Linked DNA regions of Homo sapiens: all the other regions are linked to region 1. Evidence: chromatin loops called from intact Hi-C (ENCODE). Cell type or tissue: Calu3. All regions are shown on one strand. Region 1 overlaps XYLT1 (xylosyltransferase 1). Region 2 overlaps XYLT1 (xylosyltransferase 1). Region 3 overlaps XYLT1 (xylosyltransferase 1). Region 4 overlaps XYLT1 (xylosyltransferase 1).

What was found. A loop is a pair of places that touch in the nucleus more often than their neighbours do. Peaks named below come from ENCODE experiments on the same cell type or tissue, not always from the same donor. Only the 100,000 strongest peaks of a DNase experiment are listed, where the experiment ranks them.
Region 2: it touches region 1 in a loop (6-fold over the local background); 6 of 110 quality-filtered maps call a loop at or near these places.
Region 3: a loop joins it to region 1, with 8 times the contacts of the local background. A loop is called at or near these places in 9 of 110 quality-filtered maps.
Region 4: it touches region 1 in a loop (5-fold over the local background); 8 of 110 quality-filtered maps call a loop at or near these places.

Annotation. Positions count from the first base shown.
Region 1 is chr16:17,393,291-17,398,290 of GRCh38, reverse strand. All of the region lies in intron 1 of XYLT1 (xylosyltransferase 1), which reads left to right. Among named protein-coding and RNA genes, the nearest start is that of XYLT1, 75 kb to the left of the region's middle. In Calu3, no CTCF peak of the experiment used is centred here; DNase peaks (open chromatin) are centred at 620, 1,280 and 2,040.
Region 2 is chr16:17,310,339-17,315,338 of GRCh38, reverse strand. The region is part of intron 2 of XYLT1 (xylosyltransferase 1); the gene reads left to right. Among named protein-coding and RNA genes, the nearest start is that of XYLT1, 160 kb to the left of the region's middle. In Calu3, no CTCF peak of the experiment used is centred here; DNase peaks (open chromatin) are centred at 2,118 and 3,118.
Region 3 is chr16:17,272,831-17,277,830 of GRCh38, reverse strand. The region is part of intron 2 of XYLT1 (xylosyltransferase 1); the gene reads left to right. Among named protein-coding and RNA genes, the nearest start is that of XYLT1, 200 kb to the left of the region's middle. In Calu3, no CTCF peak of the experiment used is centred here; DNase peaks (open chromatin) are centred at 2,260 and 4,500.
Region 4 is chr16:17,302,632-17,307,631 of GRCh38, reverse strand. The region is part of intron 2 of XYLT1 (xylosyltransferase 1); the gene reads left to right. Among named protein-coding and RNA genes, the nearest start is that of XYLT1, 170 kb to the left of the region's middle. RefSeq lists an enhancer at 1,231-1,731 and a silencer at 4,149-4,218. In Calu3, no CTCF peak of the experiment used is centred here; a DNase peak (open chromatin) is centred at 2,921.

The DNA of each region.
Region 1 (5,000 bases):
TCTTTGTCTTGATTCCAGCAGGCACTTAAGCAGTGCTTGTTGGATTCAGTAGATTTGCCCACTCTGACTCCTGAGATAGACTAGATGCACTTCTAGTCCTTATCTTTCTGGAGTTTTAGCCTCTTGCCTTGTCAGTCCTTTGGTGACCATATGCCACTCAATATTTACGTGGCCTCCGTGGATCCAAGGTCTGCATTTTCCAATCTGGACTCGTATATGTGAAAGAGCTGTTCACGAGATCAGCAGTTTGAGCCAGCCTGACCAACACGGTGAAACCCCGTCTCTACTAATAATACAAAAATTAGCCGGGAATGGTGGTGCATGCCTGTAATCCCAGCTACTCAGGAGGCTGAGGCAGGAGAATCGCTTGAACCCGGGAGGCAGAGGTTGCAGTGAGCCGAGATCGCACCACTGCACTCCAGCCTGGGCAATACACTGTCTCAAAAAAAAAAAAAAAAAAAAAGAGCTATTCAAACTATGGAGTGCCCTAGTAAAATCGTAGCAATGACTCATTCCGCTGTTTGTATGTCTGAAGAGGGACAGTGAGCTAGACTCAAAGGCTCAGGTTCCGGTCCAGCTTTATCATTCACCAGATGGCTATCCCTAGGAAAGTCACTTGACCTCTCTGAACTTTAGTTTTCTCAGCTTGCCTTGTCTGCCTGGGTTGGCAGGGAACCAAGAATATGTGTGAGAGGCCTTTGATAGCATCAGAGCAGAGGCTGTAGACATAGAGTAAAGGGGGGAATGAAAAGGTTCTCATGGTGATCTGGAGAACAGGTACCCCAGCAAAAGGGGTCTCCATGGGAAGGGTGGGCCCAGGGTTGCCAGATCGTCAGAGTTTTTAATAGAAGCCGGAAAGGCGGTTTATTATGATGTATCCCAGCCATCCAATGTTGTCTCGGGTGTTTTTTAAGCACCACAGGTTCATATCAAATTAGATTGCAGACTGTTTCTGGGCCCATGAGCCACCGTTCTGTGATGCCTGCTGTAGGATTTGATTCAGATAGAGGTCGATGGCAATGCTTATTTCCTTTCTGTTACCCGAACCTGCCGATCCAAGCATCCTCCTCAATAACTCTGAAATGCAAGAGTCAATATTAACCAAGGAAAATTTACGTTGTCACCCTCCAGGAAGCCTTCCCTGATCACATCCCTCCTGAATTGAATTGGATCAGAGGTTGGCCAGCCTTTTCTTAAAGGAGCAGATAAGAGGTATTTTAGATGTTGAGGGCCCTTCAGTCTCCTTGGCAACTACTGAACTGTGCCTCTGCAGCCGGAAAGCAGCCAGAGATAACATGTAAACAAATGAACGTGGCTGTGTGCCAATAAAATTTTATTTGCGAAAATAGGCCACGAGCTGAATCTGGCTATGGTATGGGATGGTAATCATTTCCTGATACTCTAGTTAGATACTTTTTTTTCTGAGGTGGAGTCCCACTCTGCCCAGGCCAGAGTACAGTGGCCTGATCTTGGCTCACTGCAACCTGCACCTCCTGGGTTCAAGCCATTCTCCTGCCTCAGATTCCCGAGTAGCTGGGATTACAGGTACCTGCCACCACGCCCGGCTAATTTTTTGTATTTGTAGTAGAGATAGGGTTTCACTGTTTGGCCAGGCTGGTCTCAAACTCCTGACCTCAAGTGATCTGCCTGCCTCGGCCTCCCAAAGTGTTGGGATTATAGGCGTGAGCCACCGCGCCCAGCCTAGATAGCTTTTTTATGTACTACCCTAACACCCTGAATTTAGCCCCTTATCAGCAGTCTACTACCACAACTAAGAATAAACACATTTATTGAGCACTTACTGTGTGCCAGGAGCTGTTCCAACCCCTTCATTTATCTTTACTCATTTCTCACAGTGAGTTTGTGTGGAAGGTCCTGCTGCTATCCCCATTTCACAGATGAGAAGACTGAATCACAGAAAGGTTAAGCAACATGCCCAAGGTCACCCAGCTGAGCTTTCAGACTCAGAAGCAAATAACGCTTTGCTTCTATGGCTCACCCAGCAGGTATTTCACGTCATCTCTGTATTTCCTTGATGCCCAGCACAGGGACTGGCTGTAAGGTTGTGCCCAGGAGTCACTGCATGAGTGACAGGCATTATTTCCGGTTTTGCAAACCTGTACAGGAGGGGTGTAGATACAAACGTTGCATTGTAACCCTTTCTAAATAGACTCAGAGAGTCTGCCTGGGACAAACTTTCCCAAGCCAGACGCCTTTGTTTTTCATGCGTCGAGAATTTGGCAGCTCTGGCTTGGACTTGCACAGGGCTACTTTTAAACATCTGGTTCTCTTAGCAGCCCTAAAATCCAACAGCACCCATAACAACTTTCATCTCTCTGCCGTGGCGCCTTGTGAAACATCACAGCCCCCCTTGGCTGATTGTAGGAATGGTGAACAGAGTCTGCTGTTCACCAACCAACAGATGAGAGTGACAGAGAGGACACTACATCTGAGTCCTTCCCCGAAGGGTCCCTGAAGAATTCCATGTCAATATGGTAAATTGATTCCGATTTGAAAAGCCCTTCACAGATTTCACTGTATTTAAAGGAGTCCCCGATGAGAATCCTTTATATTGTGAATGATCTCCTGGTAATTGATCTGCTTTAGAAGTTTGGCTTCAGTTTAACAGGGGCACCTGTGTTGTTCTGTACTTCTGTGAGCAGAGCTCAAAGTATTATAATGAGCAAGAATAATTATTATGATTATTTATAGGGAGTCATTGTGATGTGCCAGGCACTTGTGACATATGCTTTGTTTTATGTGATTATTTTTATTTTTTTAGAGATAAGGTTTCGCTGTGCTGCCCAGGCTGGAGTGCAGTGGTGCGATCATGGCTCACTGCAGCCTTGAATTCTTAGGCTCAAGTAATCTTTCTGCCTCAGCCTCCCAAGTAGCTGGGACTACAGGAATGCACCACCCTTCCATTTTTTAATATTTAAGAGATTGGTGTGGGTGGGGGTTGATATGATTTGGCTCTGTGTCCCCATCCAGCTCTCATCTCGAATTGTAATCTCCATGTGCCAAAGGAGGGACTTGGTGGGAGGTGATTGGATGAGGGGGGAGGTTTTCCCCATGCTGTTCTCATGATAGTGAGTGAGTTCTCATGAGATCTGATGCTTTAAAAGTGTTTGGCAGTTCCCCCTTCACTCTCATTCTCTCCTGCTGCCGTATAAGATGTGCCTTGCCCCTCTTCCTCTTCTGCCACGATTGTAAGTTTCCTGAGGCCTCCCCAGCCCATGTGGAACTGTGAGTGAGTTAAACCTCTTTTCTTTATAAATTACCCAGCCTCAGGTAGTTCTTGATAGCAGTGTGAAAATGGACTAATACAGGGGGGATGGGCAGGGATCTCACTCTCTTGCTCAGGCTGGTGTTGAACTCCTGTCCTCAAGCGATCTTCCTGCCTTGGCCTCCCAAAGTGTTGAGATTACAGGCATGAGCTACCATGCCCAGCCCAACAAATGCTTTATATACTCTGTTTCATTTGTCCTTTTCAACTCCTCTAAGGGGTAGGTGCTGACCTTTTGCCTATAGGTAAACTGAGTCATAGAGAAGTTAAATTGTGTGCCCAAGGTCACATAGCTGGTCAGTAGCACTGCTGGGATTCAAACCCAGGCGGTCTAGCTCCAGGGCCAGAGCTCTTCCCACCCTCCTCTGTTGTTTTCTCTAAGCGTGGTGGCTTTATTTATCTCCAGAAATGCTGTCCTCCTCCATGGTCTGACATGGAAGCTCAGGTGCTTCTTGCACAGTGGGTAAAGTTGTGCTGTATGTCAGTGAGGATGGACTGCTGCCTCCAGGGCACTCTGCCCAGATGCTCCCTATTGGAATCACTGGGCCATATCAGCTTCTCTGAGAGAGCAGAATGAAAAAGCTGGCAGGGTTGGACTTGGTGGATCGTGTGGAGACCACCGCTGCCTCCCATGGAGAAGATACCTCCATGAAGGCAGAGTAGAAATCTGTTCTCCGTGAACTGCAACGGTGATCGCTGCTGTGGTGGGTGACATGAGCCACCCCTGTACCGTCCAGTGAGGTGGCCAGCAGCCACATGGGGCTATATCAGGAGCCCTGGAAATGTGGCTAGAGCAGTGAGAAATTGAAGTTTTACTTTTATTTCATTTTCATTAATTTAAAACCTGATACCTGATTCAGTTATTAAATATATTTGGAACTACTTGGGTCTGAGAATTTACTTCATTTGACATTTAAAAAAAAATCAATTGGCCGGGCGTGGTGGCTCATGCCTGTAATGCCAGCACTTTGGGAGGCCGAGGTGGGTGGATCATGAGGTCAGGAGATCGAGACCATCCTGGCTAACACGGTGAAACTCCGTCTCTACTAAAAATAGAAAAAATTAGCCAGGTGCGGTGGCGGGCGCCTGTAGTCCGAGCTACTCGGGAGGCTGAGGCAGGAGAATGGTGTGAACCCAGGAGGCGGAGCTTGCAGTGAGCCAAGATGGCGCCACTGCACTCTAGCCTGGGCGACAGAGCAAGGCTCCATCTCAAAAAATAATAATAATAATAATAATAATTAATTAATTAATTCTTTTGAGATGGGGTCTCCCTATGTTTCCCAGGCTGGTCTTGAACTCCTGGGCTTAAACAGTCCTCCCACCTTAGCCTCCAAAAGCACTAGGGTTACAGATGTGAGCCACCACACCCAGACTCATATGACATTTTTCCGAACTCTAAAGATGTAGCATGTATTGCTGGTGAACATTTAGCATCTACATTGAGATATGACAGCATGATCTCATCAGTGGGAGTGGGAGCTAAATATGTGTACACACAGGCATTGAGTGTGGAATGAGATAGATACTAGAGACTGTGAAGAGTGGGAGGGTGGTTGGGGGGGATGATGAGAATTACTTCATGGGTATAATGTACACCGTTTGGATGATGGTATACACTAAAAGCCCACACTTCACCACTCCACAGTTTATCCATGTAACAGAATTGCTCCTGCACCCCTTACATTTATAGAAATAAAAAATAAACACATTGAGG
Region 2 (5,000 bases), 83 kb after region 1:
GGAAGAACATGTGCAAATGCACAAGGTGACAAAGAGCATCCACAAGGCAGGAGATAGATGGAGACCAGGGTAGCTGGAGGGAGGGAAAGAGAAATGAGTTTGGGTTGAATGGAGAGGCAGGTTCAGGACATGCTGAGCTTTGTAAGTCAGTCCTAGGAAGGAGAATGGATTTTCTCCTAAGGACTTGCCTGGCTTTTTTCTGTAGTCTCTAAATCTTCCTCCCTCCTTCTGCCTTTTCCCCAGGTGGGCCATCCCCAGCATAGCTCCCAGAGCTGCTCTTTTAAATCATGAGTCAGATGAAGTCTTGACTCTGCGAATAACCCGCCACGTGGCTCCTCATGCCTCTTTCAGTATAAGCCAAGGCCTGACCTTGGCCCACCAGGCTGCATTTGACCTGGGTACCTCTCACCTCTCTACTTTATCACCTCCGCCACCTACACACCTGCCTGACAAACTCGTACCAGGACTGAACTTTTCTCTTTTTCTTTGGCTAAGCTTCTAGCTGTCAAGTTGTATATGAGTTATATAATACAAAGCATCCCTTTTTGCTTTGGCCACCAGGGAGCTCAGAGCCTCATCTAATGTTAATCATAATTATTCTGTTAGCTTTGGTTTGTCAAGTTTCTCCTCTATCACTTTGATTATTGATTTTTCTCTCACTAGTGTAGTGGTTTTCTTGTTTCTGTGTCTTTCATCACAGGCCTTTCTTTCCTGGAATGGGAGGGGATAGATAATAATTTGGTTTCGCATGTTGCTCTCAGCTGATTGTGCATACATTTTCACCCAGTATGCGTTCTCTTGGATAGCAGATGGATGGATGGCTGCCATTCATGGAGGAGCAATTGGTGGGAGTCAGAGAGGTACTTCTCATGCTCCAAGGGAAGCCTGTAGTGCATATTCTAGGACCTGGAATCTAGTGGTTTCTAGAGGGCTCTAAAAAAATGACTGACTCGGCAACGTGCAGCGGGGTGGGCTGACTAAGCACTTTTCCTCCCTCTCTGCAGCACCCCAAGGGTGCTGTTTTGTGGGTGATGAGTGGGCCTGGGGAGGCTCCTGAAGTCAGGGCCCACCAGGTTCCCTGCTGGGGAGCCAGTGACGTGTTAACTTAAGGGCCACACACAAGGGGCCTGTTGCTTCTAATCTTTCTCTAGGATCTCCTGATCTTGAGATTTTGGAGCTCCTGAAATGATTTCTGGACAAGAGTCGACTTTAGAATTCAAAGCTAGTAACTAGTGAGTCGACAAGTTTGGTTTGGCCTGCAGAGTGTCTTAAAACAATTGAGTTCTAATGTTCTTTTGGCTGGACAGACCCTCTCCAGTGTCCTGACCCTCCCAGGGTGGATTGATTTATCACTGATGACCTTGACACATGGCTGAGGCCTGGCCTGTCTGAGGCAACTGCATTTTGAATCTCTGGACAGAATAGAAATAAAAGCCCCTTAATTATATCCCCTTATTCCCATTCTCCCTGTAGGTTCATAGTTTGGGCTGGATCCTTCCAGCCTAATCCACACTTTTCAGCTGAGGATACTGAGTCTTGGAGAGGTTAACAGATGAGGCTGTTTCTTGGGTCCTAACCACAGTCGCTCCATGTCTGGGCAGAACCACTCCCAATGCTATCATGGATTCCTATGAACTTTTTTTTTTTTTTAATGGTTTGGATGTTTTCCCCTCTAATGAAAGGAAACCTTTTCTTGCCTAAGTTACACAGACAGCATTATAGCAGCATCAATGCTGTTGAAGGAAAGAATTCACCCACAGTCCCACGGATCTGGCTAGAAACCAAGCTGTGTGCATGGGTCTAAGCAGTCCCTGTCCACATGCATAGATCATCTCCACATATTTCTAAGCACAGGGAACATTCCCTTCCAAGGAGCCCAACACTCCATAAAAGTCAGCAGGAAAGGGGGGCCTTGTCTGGTAGGTCGCTGGCTGCCAAGGCTGGCTTGTGTGGGAGGCCTTTTTTGGTGGTGTTACAGCTTTACTGGATGTCCTGTCTGTCCCCTTCTCTCTCCCTCCTCCAGCCCCAGCAGCCAGGGGCCTGGAGGTTGGCGGAGGGCTGAGCAGCCCAGCTTCCTGCTTCCTGGCCTCACAAGCAGGCCTCTGTGAAGTTGCCAGGGCTCCAGGGGCAGGGGCTGAGGCTCAGAACTGCAGATTTTTGTCTAGTTCTGGTGTTGGCAGGCAGCCCAGGCCAGTCCCGAGAACATCACCAGACCAGAAACCTGAGAGCAGATGAGGCAGACAGGCACACCTTTGAGCTGGGATAGAGACTATCCAGGAGCCAACAAGGCTGGGGATCTGTGGCCATGGCCCTGGGCGGACATGCCCTCTCTCCCAGCTTCCCTGCTCAGCCCCGGCCAGGGGGAGCTTTTCCAAGAGGATCCGGTTCTTTGGGATGGGTCTGGAACCTACATTTGACACCTAGAAGTCCTTTTCAAATATGAGTACCCTCAGAAACATCTCTGATCCATGAGCGAGTTTGCACTAGTTACCAGAACTTGCCGGAGAAGTAACACTGCATAGTAGCTTAGAGCTAGATTCCCTGAATTCGAGCTCCTTGGACAAGTCACTTTATTCTGTCTTTATTCTGTCTGTGCTTCAGTTTTCCCATCTGCAAAATGGGATAATAGGATTGCTGTGAAGATTAAACAGTAAATAGAATCACGGATACACACATGAGTATGTTGAAAATGGGTGAAAACAAAAACAAAATCTGCAGTCCCGTTAACAGTATTGTACTGATGTGAATTGCCTGGTTTTAATATTGCACTGCAGTTACATAAGATGTCACCATTGGGGGAAGCTGGGTGAGGGAGTGCAGAACTCTGCTATCTTGGCAACCTCCTGTGAGTCTATAATTATTATTTTTTTAAGTTAGAAAGAAAAACATGTTAATGCGGGTAAGGCCCTGAGACAAGACCCCATACATGGTAAGCGCTACAGGAATGCCAGCCCTGATGATCATGAGGATTTCAGGGATGTTTCATTGAGTCCTTCACAGTACTATGCCAGCAGGGATCTTACAGGTAACAGGAGGCAGAACTTCTGTGATCTCCAGGCCCTACCCTTCCCCTGGATCTCCCTCCTACCTGGCCTGAGCTCTGGGCACAGCAGATGAGTCACCCCCTGGGCGTGCCTGGCTTCACGCCTGCTTCATTTGGCTTGGGCAGTGCTGTGTGTCTAGAACGCCCCTCTTCCTCTTGTCTGTCGGCAAGCTCTTTTTCATCCTCCAGCTCACACCTTGACTCTTCTAGAAGGCCTTTCTGGGCCTCAGACCTCTGCTTAAACCCCCATTGATATGGTTTGGTTGTGTCCCCACCCAAATCTCATCTTGAATTGTAGCTCCTATAATTCCCTCCCTCCATGGAGGGACCCAGTGGGAGATAACTGAATCATCGGGGCAGTTTCCCCTATATTGTTCTCATTGTAGTGAATAAGTCTCATGAGATCTGATGGTTTTATAAGGGGAAACCCCTTTTGCTTGGCTCTCATTTTCCTTTTGCCTGCTGCCATGTAAGACGTGCCTTTTGCCTTCCACCATGATTGTGCGGCCTCCCCAGCCACTTGGAACTGTGAGTTCATTAAACTTATTTTTCTTAATAAATTACCCAGTCTCGGGCATGCCTTTATCAGCAGTGTGAAAACAGACTAATACACACAAGGGGGAAAGGAAACTTTTTACTGCCTAAGTTGCACAAACAGCATGAAATCAGCATCAACGTTGTTGAAGAAGGAAGGAATTCACCCACAGTCCCATGGATCTGGCTGGAAACTAAGCTGTGTGCCTGGGTCTGAGCAGTAGGGCAGCTGTTCTCGAAGCGTGGTCCTGAACCAACAGCAGCTGCATCACATGGGAAATGGAAAGAAACGCACCTTCACCTGCCACCCCCAGACTCTTGGAATCACATACTGGGGGTGAAGGCAGGGCTCTAGCAATCTGTAGTTTAACAAATCTTCCAGATGATTCTGATGAGCAGGCTACTGAAGCCCATGAGCAGCCCACGAGGCTGCTCACATGAACCAGAGGACCTAGTTAAGATGCAGGTTCTAATTCAGCCCATCTGAGGTGGGGCCTGGGAGTCTGCATTTCTAACCAGCTCCTGAGTGCTGATACTGCTGGGCTCCTTGAGGCCAAGGTCCACATCTTCTACTCTGATGTAACCCCTTCTGCTACTGTGACAATAAGAGCTTGGTGACTTGCTGTTACAATTTAAACACCGGGTAAATTTGCAGCAGGTGATTATCCTGGGCTGAAGGCAAGGAAGGGAGCCCCATCTTCATCAAGTTTGGGGCTGGAAACAAGATGCGTGTGAGCTGGAAAGGAGGCAGAAGGAAGTTCACCTTTTTCTCCGTGCTCTGACACCATGCTGTGTTTTATTCTAATGGTGTCTGGGAATGGAGCTGTGGGACATGACCCCTGAAAGAAACCCTCTTTGTCTACACTCGGAACAAAGCTCTCTCTTCCTTCTCTCCTTTATTATTATTATTTTTGAGATGGAGTCTTGCTCTGTCATCCAGGCTAGAGTGCAGTGGCACGATCTCGGCTCACTGCAACCTCTGCCTCCTAGGTTCAAGTGATTCTCCTGCCTCAGCCTCCCTAGTAGCTAGGATTTCAGGTGTGTGCCACCACGCCTGGCTAATTTTTGTATTTTTAGTAGAGATGGGGTTTCGCCATGTTAGCCAGGCTGGTCTTGAACTCATGACCTCATGATCCACCTGCCCTGGCCTCCCAAAGTGCTGAGATTACAGGCATGAGCCACTGCGCCGGGCCTGCCTTTTCCCCATTTATGCACTTACTTATTCCACAGATGTTTACTGACCCTGAGTAGGAGGAGGGCACATTATTGAGCAGAAGATGCAATTCCTGCTCTCAGGCCACATCACTATCTGGTGGGGACAGATGCCAGTCACTGAGTGGGACTGTGATAAGTGAAATGGGATTAAATTCCCAGTGTACGGAGACTGTATGACTGTGAGTCTTGACCCAAAGGGAACAGGAGC
Region 3 (5,000 bases), 120 kb after region 1:
TTGCAGCAACATGGATGCAGCTGGAGGCCATTATCCTAAGCAAATTAATGACGCAGGAACAGAAGACTACATACCACATGTTCTCACTTGGAATTAGGATCTAAACATTGAGTACACGTGAACATAAAGATGAAAACAGTAGGTTGAACCCGGGGGCTCACCCCTGTAATCCCAGCACTTTGGGAGGCCGAGGCAGGTGGATCACAGGAGGTCAGGAGTTCGAGAACAGCCTGGCCTACATGGTGAAACCCCGTCTCTACTAAATATACAAAAATTAGCTGGGTGTGGTGGTGCATCCCTGTAATCCCACCTACTCAGGAGGCTGAGGCAGGAGAATCTCTTGAACCCCGGAGGCAGAGGTTGCAGTGATTGGAGATCGCGCCACTGCACTCCAGCCTGGATGACAGAGACTTTGTCTGGAAAAACAAAAAGCAAAAAGGTGGTGACAGTAGACACCGAGAACTTCTAGAGGGGGACAAGGGTTAGAAAACTAACCATTGGGTACTACGCTCACTACCTGGGTGAAGTGGTCAATCATACTCCATACTTCAGCATCACACAATACACACATGCAACTAACCTGCACAGGGATCCCCAGAATCTAAAATAAAAGTTGAAATTATAAAAATAAAATAGATAAAAATAGATAACAGATGCCCAACATTGTGATAGAATCTGTTTATTGAGTTGTTGGTAGGATGGTTGTCTGTCTCATGCTATTAAAATATAAGCTCGATAGGAGCAGGCATCTGTCTGTCTTATTCACAGACATGTCCCCAGCACCTAAGATGTACTTGGCACTCAGTAAATATCTGTGAATGAATGTATGAAAAGTCGTTGTAGGAGTTCGCATGAAATGATGTGGGTAACCGCTACCTTTTATTAACTGCTAACTATTCTGAACTGTGTCTTTGCACTGGTTAAGTCAGCGTATCTTTTTAGCCCTGCGAGGTTTTGATATTATAGATAGTTTACGTAGGAGGAAAGCAAGGCTCAGAGAGGGTAAACGACTTTCCCTAGGTCACACAGCTGGGAAGTGGTAGAGCTGGATTTCAGATCCTCAAGAGTGACTCCAGGGCATACATTTATAACAACTTCATCGGACGGTGCCCATCGTGTCCTGGTAGCATATCATGATCACCATGATTTCCATGGCCTACTTCTTGCTCTGAACAGTTGGAGAACTGGACATTGGATACACTGCCTCCAAAGGGAGTGACCAGAGTTTCCTTCTGGATGATGACAGTGCACGCGAAAGTTGGTAGTGATGAGGTTTTTGCATATCCACCCTGAAACTTGGTAGAAAATGTCAGGGCCTATTGAAGTATATGGCCAAGAGGGGTACATTCCATCTTGTGAACAGCAGCTCTCAGTCCAGGCTGCAGAAATCATTTTCCAAAAGCTTGAGTGTAGGCACTGCTGTCACTTTGATTCCTGTGGCCTTCCAATCGACATTGGATGTCCTGCAGGCCATGCCAACCTCAGGCATAAACAGGAAGTGCCAGTGGGGCACCCGCAGCTTACAGAGAGCAGACCTTCAAGATGGCAGCCTCCTTCAGGAACTTGGCCAATGAAAACTTGCTCGGAAGCCCCTGTCCCCAGTAGGTTGGGCCAAGGCAAACACATGCTCATAAAGGAGATTTAGGGGGTGACAGCAGCATATTCATTTGTACCTCTGCATAGTAAAAATAATTTATTAGCAGCTTCTGGGGAAGCTCAGTTCTGAAATCACATGGATGGCAATATTAGGAGCCTATTTCTTTCTCTCTCTCCCCACCCCAAATGGTTCCGGCTTTCAGATGATAGAAATTAACTGGGTTTGTGTGTGTGTATGTGCATCTATATTTATTTATTTACAGGCGCCTCTCCTTATTTATGTCTCTGGCTCCGTGAGCATTTCCATTTCTTTAGAGGCCCTGCGGTAATGAGCTTACAAGTGAACCATTCATTACCCACTGTGGCAGGGTGTGTGTGGGGGATAGGGCCCACACAGGCAAAGGATGAGTTTGAAAACTGGGTGTTTTTCAACAGCAGGAGACCCATTTGTCTCCTTAAGTGCCCCGTCCCAGAGGACCTGGATCGGAGAATGTTGGGGAGGAAGGATGATGGTTAGGACAAGAGGGCTTCCTGGGAGTTGAATCAAGAGAGACAGAGAAGGTGTATAGGGAAATAAAACCAGGGGACAAATAGAATATTGTGGTTTGTGGCTTTCAGGAGTCAGGGGCGTGGCACCAACCTAGAAATGAATCTCAAATAACAGAGGTAGAGAATGAATCACAGGCAGCCAGGCAAGAGGACTTTACACCAGGAACCCAGGCTTTTCAGATAACTCTCTTACTTCTGGACTCCTCCCTTCCCCACCCCAGGCCAAAGATCAGCTCACTTAGTGATTGCTTTCTTCCAGGGCCTTTGGTGGAAGTGGTGTTTCCTCCTGGGGGGGACTTTAGAAACCTGTGGGGCACTGAGCCAAGCGTAGTTGTTAACAGCCCACAGGAGTAACAATGTAAGTTTATAACCATGCTGTGTGATTTGAGGCAAGTTACTTAACCTCTCTATGCCTCCATACTTTCACCTGTGAAATGTGGATACTAATTGCACCTACCCAATAGAGTTGTTCTGGGGTTTTTTGTTTGTTGATGTGTTTGTTTATTTTTGAGATGGAGTCTCCCTCTGTTGCTCAGGCTGGAGTGCAGTGGCGCAATATTGGCTCACTACAACCCCCACCTCCCAGGTCCAAGCGTTTTTCCTCCCTCAGCCTCCCGAGTAGCTGGTATTACAGGCGCACACCACCACGCCCAGCTAATTTTTGTATTTTCAGTAGAGACAGGGTTTCACCATGTTGGCCAGGCTACTCTTGAACTCTTGGGCTTAAGTAATTCCCACGCCTCAGCCTCCCAAAGTGCTGGGATTTCAGATGTGAGCCACCGTGCCCGGCCCTGCTCTGAGAGTTTTAAAGATAATCTATATAAAGTGTGTAGCTCAGTCATTAGAGTAAATGTTCACTAAGTGTTAGCTGGGATCGTTGTTATTATAAAAGGAGTTGGGCTGGTCCTCTCACCACACCTTTGCACATGCTTTGCCCTTGCCTGGAAAGCCCTTTTTTCCTTTGTCTGTCTTGCTCCTTTCTTCTCAAGATGAGGCTGGAAAACTGCTTTCTCTGTGAAGTCTCCTCCATTCTCCTTGGACCCCAGACCATGTGAGGCTCCACACCCTTGATGAAATTCAAATCCTGAGCACACCCATCCCTACACTCCCTTTTGGTCCTATATTAAAATAACTTATATTCATACTTACTTTCCTCTCTTTTCTCAGAATTCCACCAACAGCAGGAAGCATACTTTAGTTCCCCTTCCTATATCCTTTTCCCCTGCCCCATCTGTCAGGGAGTGGACACCCAAATAACATATGTGGAATGAATAAACCTGTGATTTTAACCCCAGCAGACCCAGCCCTGCTCAATGTCACAAATCTTTTAAAACATTCCTTTCACCCAACCAGAAATGAAATCCAGCCTTATTCTATCCTACTTAAACACCCACAACTCTAAAAAAGATCAATAGACTGCTAAAATAGTATGAAGAAGAAATATATGACAGCAATTTATAAACAGATAATATGTTTTATTATTTAAATGATGATGCCTGTAATCCCAGCACTTTGGGAGGCTGAGGCAGGTGGATCACTTGAGGTCAGGAGTTCCAGACCAGCCTGGCCAACATGGTGAAACGCTGTCTCTACTAAAAATACAAAAATTAGCCAGGCATGGTGACGTGCACCTGTAATTCCAGCTACTTGGGAGGCTGAGGCAGGAGAATCACTTGAACCCGGGAGGCAGAGGTTGCAGTGAGCCGAGATCATGCTACTGCGCTCCAGCCTGGACGACAGATCGAGACCCTGTCTCCAAAATAAACGAATGACTGACTGACTGACCGAATGAATGATGGGTGCAACAACATTAGCACTTCTCAATTTTTTTTTTTTTTTTTTGAGACAGATTCTCACTGTGACGCCTAGGCTGGAGTGCAGTGGCATGATCTTGGCTCACTGCAACCTCTGCCTCCCGGGTTCAAGCGATCCTTCTGCCTCAGCCTCCCGAGTAGGTGGGATTACAGGCACCCACCACTACAACTGGCTAATTTTGATATTTTCAGTAGAGACAGGGTTTCATCATGTTAGCCAGGCTGGCCTCGAACTCCTGAACTCCAGTGATCTGCCCACCTCGGACTTCCAAAGTGCTGGGATTACAGGCATGAGCCACCATGCCTGGCGTACTTCTCAATTTTTGATGTGCAGACGAATTGCTTGGGGATGCTGTTAATGTGCAGACCCTGATTCCTGTGGTCCAGGCTGGGGCCTGAGATTCTGCACATCTAACACGTTCCCAGGTGATGCAGATGTTGCTGGCCAGTGGTCCACACTTGGTTGCAAGGGGCTGGAGGATACATGAAGAGGTCAGCTACTGCGTATTGAGTCAGTGAGAATTCAGTAGTTACAAATGCAGGCGGGGAATGGATGTGTGTGTTGGTGACTCACAGCCACAGCTTGTGTGGCCTTTGATGATGTAATTTTCTGAAACTGTGGTCAAACTAAGTGATATAAAATCTCTTCTTGAGTGAAACAGTAGTTACTTTCCTAGAAAATTCAGCTATGTTAAAACCATTCATAATAATGTTGTATCATATGTAAATCTAAGTTAGGCTCCTGGCCTGGATAATTATAAATGAGTTGTTTACGCACAGGACATCTGGGGACGTTCAGAAGATGTGCAGGATGCAGGACAGCTCTTCATTGTCCAGCCACGAGTGTTCCCCTGTCCTGCTGGGTTTCTGATGTTCTCCCACCCACTCATTGCCAACAGCATCCCCCAATCATTGTGATAACTGGAAATGCCACCACACGCTTCCAGAACACCTCATTAGGGACAATGCCACCTCCATCAAACACTCTGGAATACAAGGATCTTTTGGGGTTCTGAGATCTCCGAGGCAAAGCTCAGGAGG
Region 4 (5,000 bases), 91 kb after region 1:
AAAGATGTATTGATGAATCCCCTTGTACCAGGATGTTACTGGCCTCTTCAAGGCAGGAAATAAGTATCTGCTGGCTCTCTCTCTGCCATAAAAACTCTCTTTCAGATCAGATTTCCTCTGCACCCAAGCACATTTGATTTAAATCATTTCACTGCAAAATATAAATAAAATAGAGATGACTCCTGTAATGAAAAAGAGAAACACCTCAGTAATACAGTTTTGACTTCCAGAAAATAAGGCATTAAAACTGCAGACTCGGCCAGGCATGGTGGCTCATGCCTATAATCCCAACATTTTGGGAGGCCGAAGCGGGCCGATCACGAGGTCAGGAGTTCGAGACCAGCCTGACCAGCATGGTGAAACCTCATCTCTACTAAAATGTAAAAATTACTGGGCGTGGTGGTCTACACCTATAATCCCAGCTACTCAGGAGGCTGAGGCAGGAGAATTGCTTGAACCCGGGAGGCGGAGGTTACAGTGACCTGAGATAATGTCATTGCACTCTAGCCTGGGCAGTAGAGTGAGACTCCGTCTCAACAACAACAACAACAACAACAAAAACCCCACAAAACTGCAGGCTCATATAACTACCAGATTCTCAGGTCCATTTATTTCAGGTAGCACAAGTGAGTAACCGCCAGTACGTGCACCTCTACAGAGACTACACTCCCAAGTTCAGGCTTCAGCTCTGACTCACTCTAGCTGTGTGACCTTGGGCAAGTCACCCTGCCTCTCTGGGCCTCAGATTCTTCCTCTGCATAGTGAAGGGGCTGGAAGAGATGCCTCTAATACCCTTTTGACTTCATGAATGTAAGGACATTCAAGACTAGGAAACTCAAAATTCCCAAGGGGATATATTTCTAGGAATTTGGATGTTTAATCTTACCAAAGGATTCATGTCCTCATGAATGGGGTACCTTAAAGTTGTGACTTTTCATGTATATAAAAAGATTTTAAGAAATTTATTCATATCCAGTTTTTTGGAAGTCTGTCTGCTGCATAAAGTGAAACACACACGTATAGAGGAATTGTATCTTACTTAGACTTAGAGGGAATATATATATATATATATATCTTTTGTGACAGTCTCACTCTGTCACCCAGGCTGGAGTGCAGTGGTGTGATCTCAGCTCACTGCAGCCCCTGCCTCCTGGGTTCAAGCCATTCTCCTGCCTCAGCCTCCAGAGTAGCTTGGAGTATACACATGCGCGCCGCCTGCCTCGGCCTCCCAGAGCGCTGGGATTACAGGCGTGAGCCACTGTGCCTGGCTGACCTTAAGGCTTCAAAGTCAGTATATAGGGTGAAAATGGTGTGTAGCTCGAATTTTTCTCCTCTCATTTATTATCTGTCTCTTGTTCTCTCTCTCCCAATGTTCTCGCTCCTATTCTCTTGTTCTTTTTCCCTCTCCCAACCGCTTATATTTGCATTCTCCCAATCTGAGTACACACAGACTGTGGCTCCTAAGAGAAGAAAGCACTTGGTAAGTTACCCTGAAATTTCCACATACAGAGGGAGGGTAAAGAGCTTCGGCAGTCCTTTGGCACCCAGAGGCTCTCTGGGTTGGCTTTTTAATCCTGTCTCCTTTTCAGGGGTACCTCCTTCTGTTTGGGTCAGGGAAGGGACATCACAGCAGTTCTCAGCAGGTTCTCAGAGGGTACTGTCCCTTCCTGTCCTTAGCCAGAGGAGTGAGAGGATGAGTCAGACTCAGGTTAGAAGAAAGAAGTGACTGCCCCCACAGGGACTCCCCACCACGGCGGTGTCAGGGGAAGGGGAATCTGAACACAGGACTGACTGTTTCTAACATGTGTGGGCTCTTTTCATGTGGAAATAAAGTTCTCCGGAAGTCAGAGTCTGGGGTTTGCCGGGTCCTTATAGTTACAAATGCTTAGTCGAGCAATACTTCGTCTGTTTAATGCTGTTAAGAAAGAAGGTATTCACGTCTATAATCCCAGCACTTTGGGAGGCGGTGGTGGAGGGATCATGAGGTCAGGAGATCGAGACCACCCTGGCCAACATGGTGAAACCCTGTCTCTACTAAAAATACAAAAGTTAGCTGGGCGTGGTGGTGCATGCCTGTAATCCTAGCTACTCGGGAGGCTGAGGCAGAAGAATCGCTTGAACCCAGGAGGCGGAGGTTTCAGTGAGCCGAGATCGCACCACTGCACTCCAGCCTGGGTGACAGAGTGAGACTCCATCTCAAAAAAAAAAAAAAAAGAAGAAGAAGAAGGTATTCTGTATTATATGTAAATATTAAGAAAACTAAAGCTGCACACACATACACACAAACTCCATTCTGCTGTTCGCTCTTATCCAGAGGACATTTTGTTTTGGAAACTAGATAGGGAAAGTAGTGAGATTAGTTACTGTAGTCTTAGGCTCACATTGGACACATGAACTGGAATCTAAGTTGGAGAATGACTCCCATCCTGTCCTGGGTGGTCAAGACAAGGGGGCATCCTGATTTGGGGAACTGGGATGGCTTTGCAGTCAGCACTTTGCTGAACCTCTGTCGCCTCCTTTGTACAATAGGGAGATGATGCAGGCTCATCATCAGGAGTTAGTGAAATTAAACATGACCCCCGGCCCACAGTGGGCACCCTGCGGCACTGAGTGGTGCTATAAACATGCAAGGACTTCCAGATCATTCCTGTGCCATCTGGAAGCTGTCACCCTTTCTTTCTGGGCCTACAGCTGCAATCTTGGTGAGTTTGCCAAGAAACTTAGCATTGAAATGTCATAGGGTAGTGTTAAATTTTACTATCCAAACCCAAGGCCTCATCTGTGCCAAGTTGGGGGATATACAAATGAATAGATATATTTATCTTGAATGCTTTGAGAGTATTCAGAGAAAATAGGTTACCTTCCCAAGCAGCCTTACTCACCGTGGGCAAAGAAGTAACTGGTAGTGGTTTAACTGGTCCAGCAACTTTGGTCAGAGCCTGTTTGGTTCCCATGACTTTTTGTGGGAAAAAAAAAATCTTAACTGTGGATTTACCAGGTTGTTGACATATGACGCTTTTGGACGTAGGCTTACAGCAGGTTGAGGGCCAAGAAAACATGTCAGCTATTTCAAAGGAGCTGAGCTTGAAGAACTAGCTGAAATAAAACATGTTACAATCACTTTAACACCCTCCCCTGCGCGGTCCAAATGGTCCAAATCCCTGCAGCATTTTTTCGCAGCATGCTTATACCATCCACATACAGCATTTCTGTGACTGGAGGACAGTATTGTGTTGGCAACAGCTTTGGGGAGGAAGGAGGGGGAAAAAAAGACACACTGACAGAGATAGTCATCTTTGCACCTGCCCTTACCTGTGCCTGAAGCCAGAATTCCAGCACATCTGCTCCTCACCTGCCTCTGGTCTTTGATCAAAGGTCATTTTGGGAGGAATGCTATCCCAGCCATTGCTCTGAAAATTGCAAACTGCTGCTCTCCTCTGTTCCTCTGATCTACTTTTTTTTCCCTTCACCACGATGGTTATTACCAACTGACAGACTTTAAGGTGTTACTGCCTTCTTACCTTCCAACATAAGCATAAATTATGCCTTCTTACCTTCCAACGTTAGCATAAATTGATGTCTTATGAACTATCATATATATCTGCATGCACCTGTACACACACACACACACACGCACATGTATATACACACATGCATTGCTCACATATGTATTTTGTTCCTGTATCTTGTGTGTCTGCCACATCATTTGCTCTTAACAAATACAAATTAATAAATCATATGTACACAGTGTTTATAAGATAAGCCTCAGTTCCAGAAATGTCAAAATGATGGGAAAAAAAATCTTCATCTGAAAAATCAGGAGAATGTGGTCAAATGCCTGGATTGTCTAGATTGAGGTCCCATTGATCAACTAATCATACCTGTTTCTAGAATCAGAGTGAAAAGGCTGAATGTGTTTTAAAGACAGACATGTGGCGTGAAATGATTCCTCCTCTTACTCCCAGCCATTGTAATATCATTAGTAATGAAAATGTAAAAGGATTGTAGGTGTCTGTGTTCTGGGCTTATTTCTTAGAGCTTTTCCTAGAACCCTCACAATGGCCCTCTTATGCCAGTTTTATGGCAGAGAAAACTGGGGACTCACGGGGGCATCAACATGTCTCTTTGTTTATTGGAAACATTTTTATATGCTCACAAATAATATGCAACAGCAACAGTAATAGCAGCTAAAGCAGAAGTGTGCAAACTGTCTGTAGAGGACCAGATAGATTAGTAAATATCTGAGCCTTTGCTGGCCACATGGGCTCTGTCACCGCTAAGCAGTTCTGCCAGCGTGGCTGTACAGTAGCTGTAGATAATATGCAAATGAACGGGAGTGGTTGTGTACCAATAAAACTTTGGTTCGCAAAAGAGGATTGCAGGCCAGATTTGGTCTTAAAGCTGTAGTTTGCCAACCCCTGAACTAAATATGATTTCCATGAGGGCAGGAACCACGTCATTATTTTTTACATCATTGTATCTCATGCAGGGAGCCCAATTCTTTGCACATGGTAGTTCTTGAATGAATGAATGAGTAAACCAAGGAATCAGTGAGTGGTCTGTCTTTCAAGATCCATCACGACTGAAGCTCCAGTCCTCCCCTTTCCTTTCCCATGTACTCCCCTTCCCTACCCATACTGCCAACCCTACCCCAGCTTATCCCCTTGCATTAAGCTCACGGTCACATGTGTGCTCACTTGCTAGCTCTCTCTCGCTTTCTCTTTTCTCTCCCCCTCACCCATTCTAGACCCAAGGTCAACCCCTTCCTTCCCTAGTCTTCCTCAAAAGCCTTGGGGGATTGAGTAACCCGTTATTGTGCCAGTGGTGGCTTTTTTCTGGAACCTTTTGAAGTTCTGTGGTTTGTTGATTCATCTCTTTACACCCATCCCTCTTTCAGGAAGGGTTTATGGCAGTCTGCATGGGTGTACTAAACAAAATAAGACTGCAAAAATTAAAACTGAGACAAAGAAAGGAAACACAACCATAGGACCATCATACCT